2 separate regions of the Homo sapiens genome follow, and region 1 is linked to region 2. A link is a loop called in an ENCODE intact Hi-C map of the cell type or tissue named here. Cell type or tissue: ascending aorta. All regions are shown on one strand. Links, peaks and the distances in the headings refer to the core of each region. The heading gives the core; the rest is flanking DNA.

Evidence for each region. Hi-C counts contacts between places; a loop is a spot of excess contacts. Peaks named below come from ENCODE experiments on the same cell type or tissue, not always from the same donor. Only the 100,000 strongest peaks of a DNase experiment are listed, where the experiment ranks them.
Region 1: a loop joins it to region 2, with 4 times the contacts of the local background. A loop is called at or near these places in 2 of 110 quality-filtered maps.

The regions. Positions count from the first base shown.
Region 1 is chr16:49,619,024-49,621,928 of GRCh38, forward strand. The region is part of intron 5 of ZNF423 (zinc finger protein 423); the gene reads right to left. Among named protein-coding and RNA genes, the nearest start is that of LINC02179, 150 kb to the left of the region's middle. In ascending aorta, for the core only: no CTCF peak of the experiment used is centred there; a DNase peak (open chromatin) is centred at 1,528; H3K27ac peaks cover 2,500 bases.
Region 2 is chr16:49,697,628-49,700,532 of GRCh38, forward strand. The region is part of intron 3 of ZNF423 (zinc finger protein 423); the gene reads right to left. Among named protein-coding and RNA genes, the nearest start is that of ZNF423, 160 kb to the right of the region's middle. RefSeq lists enhancers at 1-372, 373-1,054, 1,055-1,736, 2,419-2,905. In ascending aorta, for the core only: no CTCF peak of the experiment used is centred there; DNase peaks (open chromatin) are centred at 958 and 1,564; H3K4me3 peaks cover 2,053 bases; H3K27ac peaks cover 2,224 bases.

The DNA of each region.
Region 1 (2,905 bases), core at 193-2,692, 79 kb before region 2:
ACATACTACATGGACCTCTTTTCTCTATAATTGGCTTGTACTAGTTTCTTTGCCTGGAATTCCCCTCCCACCTTACTTCTTATACTCTGAGACCCTGATTAGGTGTAACCTCTTCCAGGAAGTTTTCCTGGAATACCCAGATTGGGCAACATGCCTGTCCTCTGAGCTCCCTTATCTTAGACTTGTGACGTTACATTGACCTTGCAGGTTATCATCTCCTGAGCTGGGTTAGCGGCCCCTCACAGAGCCCACCGAGGATTTTAATAGTGTTTACTGAACATGAAGGTATGAGGTTACTACTAGAAGAAACCTCAATGACAGAGGCCTTCCCCCAAAACAAACAAACAAACACATACGCATACAAAAGGAACTCAAGAAAATGAGAAATTTTCCACTATTTTAAAATTCAGAACTGATGGATTCTCCATAGACCTAAACAGCTTCCTCGAATGAACCAACGGGATTCAAAGTCAGGGAAACCAAGTCCTTTGGGCTGGTTCTCTCAGCCAGGAAGACTGTTGAGGGGGAAGTGACTATGCCCTAGTTTGGGGGTTTGGCAACGAAAAAAAAAAGAATAAAAAAGAATTGGATTATAGTCTTGCTGTACAGGCTTGTTATTCTGACAGAACAGTTCCAGAACCTGAAACATGATCTCTGGAGGGAGAGGGAGACATTTTTATCACATATTAAGGTTAGACAGATGTTTTGGGTCTGGTGTTACCTGAATCAAAAGCACCATTGAAGAGCCTGACACAGCCCGGTTCAGCAACACGTGATCCTGGCAGAAAGGAGACAGGAACCCCTTTTTCTTTTCATGTTCATGAGATTTTCCTCTGTGGTTCTATTTGGGTTTTTTGTATCTCCCTGGAGCTGGGGCGAGACACTGACTTCCACTCCAGACTGTCCTCCTTGGACCAGAGACTCCTTCCCCTCCAAAATGCTGCAGGCTGGGCCTTCAGCACGGGGCCAGGGTCCAAATGGCAGCTTGAACAGTGGGCCCTGGCTCTGCAAGGTGGTTTGAAAGTATCTCCAGGGATGTGCTTCATAAAGACTTGTAAGGTAGAAAAACCCTCTCTCTGTCTGTCTCCCTCTTTCCCTCTCTCTCTTCTACACACACACACACACACACACACACACACCACACACACACAACACACACATACACACACATACACATACACACACAGACACACACATACACATACACACACAGACACATACACACACAGACACAAAACACATGCCTCCCTCCAGGTTGGCCAGGGCCAGTCCTGCCACAGTGACAGGGGAGGGCTGGGGACAAGAGGACACACAAGGACAGAAGCTGGCACTGGGGACACTTTAAGAGCCTGGGCAGGAGGCAGGAGGGGTTGATTTTCCAAACACCCACTTCCTCCCCCATGTATTTGCCCCTGACAGCAGAGCCCAGCCCTTGAAGGCACCCAGGGAAAGGGCCGGCGTGAGCATGAAAAGCAGGCCTCCGGAATGACTAATGCCCCACCGGGACAGGCCTGGCTCTGGCCTGGCTGCCCGCCAGAGAGTCCACAGCCACTTTCCAAGGACAGCAAGGGCAAGCGTTCCTGACAAGATTCCCTGAGGACCATCCCTTCCCAGCCCTGACCCTCCCCGGGGCTCCCCCAAGGGGCCCGTGAGGCCCTGCGTGAGGACGTCCAGGGGCCCAGAGGCTGAGTCACTCCCTTGGGGCCAACCTGGGTCATGGCAAGTTTGTTATCTCAAGGACAAGTTCTCAGACCCCTTATCCAGCCATCCCCACCCAAAACAAACTAAAAGTAAGGCCTCTCCAGCAAATCGGCTTCCTGGGGGTCTCCAGACTCAGGCCCTGCCCCCCAGGGTGAGGTGCCATGTGCCCCAGGAGGGCAGTGTACATACATTATACATATATGTTCAACACATGTGGGCAGACCCACTGCTCCTCCCTTCCCAGCCGTGGGGGACCAGCTTCCTCTGGGCCAAGCCCCCCATAAGCCTCCCTCTCTCTCCTTCAGCAGCCCCCCCGGGGAGCCCAAGGCAGGGGCCTCCTGCAGAGCAATTTCCTGGGGCGGCAGAGGTGGGAGTCATCCTCCCAGAGTCCTCGGAGGGGGTGAAGGGGAGGTGGGGAAAGGGCGACTGGGCAGAGCTGGGTCAACCCGGCAGGAGGCCACAGCACAGAGCTCTGGGCTGCTCCAAGTTTTTCATGTGCCTTCTGGGGGAGGAAGTGTCAAAGCCATTTCAAAAGCTGGGGGAGTCCCAGGGAAGGGGCCTCATTCTCCATGCGGAGGGGGGATTTCAAAGGAGACCCTGCTATTGAAAGGTTTCCAAAGACCCTCGCCTTTCTATCAGATCCAAATCACTCCCCTCCAAGCAGCAGCCAGGAGAGGGGTGCTGGGAAAATGTTTCCAAGGAGACATGTCCCTGAGTCATCATAACTCCCAGGGTCTCCGGGCTGCAGAGCCATGCAGAGGCCCCCGCTATAAAAAGGCCGGTTTACCGCCCCGCAGGGGAGCTCTCCAGCAGTCCGGGTCCCAGGGGAGGCCTGCCTCAGACCCCCAAGTGCCCTGAGTTTATGAGAAGGCTGCAGAGCTGAACAGGGCCACTTCTACCCACCAAGTCCCCCTGGTGCCACTAAGGGGGACTTTTACCCCCGTCAGCGGCAGGGCAGCCACTCTGGGCTCAGACCATTTAGCAGGAGAAGCCATCCACTGGGACACTGGGCCCCAAAAGATTTACTGGGATTGCAGAGCCAGCCCCAAACCAGGCCTGCAGTGTCTGCCTCTCACCATTTCCCCAGCAGCCTTCCCAAGCCACCAGGGCCAGCCAGAATCACAGCACAAGCCACATCTAAGTTCCATCAACTCCTCTTCTCCCCCTGCCCTGTTCACTCACCCCAGGACCACACCAGGTGGGT
Region 2 (2,905 bases), core at 323-2,822:
GAGCAAACACAGGGGCTCCCTGGGGCACAACAGGACTGGCCCAGGAAGCAGTACCCTGGACCGTGCAGTGGGATGGGCAGGAGTGCCAGAGTTGTGCGTTCACGCGTGTTTCTGCAAGCAGGTGTGTCCCAGCGTGTGCACGTTGTCAGTGACACAACAAAAGGCCAGCTGAAAGCCTTACCTACGGTGCGGGCAGGCGGCATGAGCCCGCGGTGATGCGAATCAGCCTTAACCAGCCCATTGTTGGGGAGCAATGCCTTTCAAGGGACAAAAGGCAGAGGGGGCAGGAGGATACACGGGGAGAGGCGGGCACATCTGTCTGTGGCATGAACCACTGCCCCATTACGCCGCCTTTCCCCACAGCAGCATCTGGGGGTGCGTGTGTGTGTGTGTGCAGGGACCAGCCCGACTCCACATTGTCCTGCCCAGCCAGGAGATGGAGAGTGCGGCACTCTTACAAAGACATCGATTTTCTTCCTTCCCTTCCAGAGCAAGATCAGATGAGCTCCCGGAGTGACACGTCCTTAACTTTTCAGTGGGGTTTTCTTTTTCTGACTTGTTTGTTTGTAACATTTTTTTTTAAACCAGGTCTCTAATTGTGTCTTTTCTTGGCTGCATCTCCTTTGCTCCCGCCCCCCGAAGCAAGGAGGGCATGTGCTGATTATCTGAGTGTGCAGCCTGCTCACGGGGCATCCTGGGCTCTAAGAATGCCAGGGGGTTAGAAACTGGGGAGGGGTGGGGGAATTAATTGCCAAGAAAACACAAGGCTGTGCTGCGACTTTGATTCCATCAATTACCATTATCTTTCTCCGCAGGTCCGCCAACCATCCCCCGATCCGGCCGTGTTTAACTTTCTTTGCCAGTCGTGATACCCCGTCAGATTTCTGGCGCTGCCACGCCGCCCGCCTGGGCTCCTTCTGGGCTCTTATCAGCCTCTCCCAGTCAGTCTGGCCCGCCACAGCTGTTCCAGGCCCTCAGCCCCTCACTTTATCTGCTCGCACAGACCTCGGCCTGGCAAGCGGTGGGCCCGGCGCCTGCTCCACATTCCCCAGGAAGCCAGCTGGGAACACAGCCGCCCTGCTCCCGGACCCTCTGAGAGTTCATTACCAGCCAGGGTACCCCAGCCCGTCAGCCAAGGTGCGGGCCGCGCTGCCGAGCCCGGCCGCCGGAGCCGCCTGCATCATTAAAACTCCAACCTTCTGAAGAGAAGAAAGAACAAAACCACAAATTTAGATTAATAAAGCATTTGTTGATTCTACAGCAATTTAGCAGGCCTCTAAGAAACCCACCAGAGACCCGCGGAGCTCCAGTAATTTTCTGTTATATTATCTTTCTTGTAAAATACTTCCCCAGACAGAGTCCCCAAAGGGGCTCAAATATCACTGTGACTAACCAAAATCAATGTGCACTCACCTATTGACATTTTTACATAGTTTTTGGATTTAGTATCCAGCCGAAAACACAATCACCTCCTCTGCCAAGGAGCCGACAGGCACTTAGCTAGTCAGCTATTAGTGTTACAAAGGGAAAAATGGAAGCACCCAGGGGAGCTGGGCGAGGCGGCACTGACGTCAGGGGGTAATTGGGTGTCTGAGAGAAATTGCCAGCGGCTGGCCGGCTCCCCCGGGGGCCGCACAAAGCTGAGCTGTAACTCTAATAAAGGAAAGGAAATTCTAGAAAAGGGGGCTTTGCTACAAAGGAGCCCAGGCAGACGCCAAAAATAGCCCTTTGGAAATAAATAAATAAATGCGGCCAAAACATCTAGATCTAAAAAATAAAATAAATCACTGCTCCACGGAAGCTTTCTGGCCTCGCCTCCCTGGACATCTGTTTGGGGGCGCAAAGGCTCCTCCCACACCGTCCCCCGCCCCCTGCCCCCGTTCTTCCCTGGAACCACATGGATTTTGATGCTGGAAGGAGGTTTGCCATCTGATTTGGCAAATAGTATGTGTTTTCAAAAGAATCTAAGTTTGTCATGTCCTCTTTCCCAGAGGTGGTATCTTCATTGTTTACTTTGGGGCTCACAAGGAAAAGGAATTTCTATTGTCCGGCTTTTAGTTGTTTTGATGTTTTCAGTTTTGATTTGTTTATTTTTGAGTGCTCTTACCATGCCATCCCCACTGGATGAAAATTGAAGGGGCTCTGGCTGCCTGGTTCAGGCCTCCTTAGGAAAAGTCTGTGTTCTTGGGAAGTGGGCTAAATTTTTATCTTACGGCTCTTCCACCCACTGACCCTGAGGCCAAGTGAGGGCCAAAGTCTCCAAGAGGGAGGAGGACAGAAAAATAGTGGACCCCACCCCACAGCAGCTCCCGAGCCAGGGCCCCAGGCCAGGATATCAGCCTCCCTGGGGAGTCTGCAGCCCTCAGAAGACAGGGGCGAGGGGCTGGGCTAGAAGCAGGGTTTCAAGGCCAAAGACCCTCTGAGACCCAGAGGCTGCCAGGAAATCCAGGCCTCCTTGATCAGGCAGAAGAGGGTGGCTTGGGGAAAGAGATGGCAAGAATGGGATTCCCAGGGTCAGATTCTATTTCATCGCTTTGAAAGAAAAAGGAAAAAGAGGCCCAGGATTTCAAAAAAAAAAAAAAAAAAAAAACAAGAAGAAGAAGAAGAAAAAAAGAAAAAGAAAAAAGCAGAATGCACTCCAACCCCAAGCTACTTGGAAATTGGTCGGAACAAAGGTCTTCAGCTAAAAATGTCAAATCAGCACCACAGGGCTCCCTGCCCTCTCCGTCTCCAAGCCCCTGCTGAAGCCCACAGGGCCTGCTGGGAGCAGAAAAGGCCCCTCCTGAGGTCTGCTCATGGCCCACAGCCCCACCCATCATGACACCCCAGGAGGCACAGGGCTTCCTGACTGGGGCGGAGGGGCAGCTGGAATACAGGGGGCCGTTCCTTTCCTGATGGAACATCC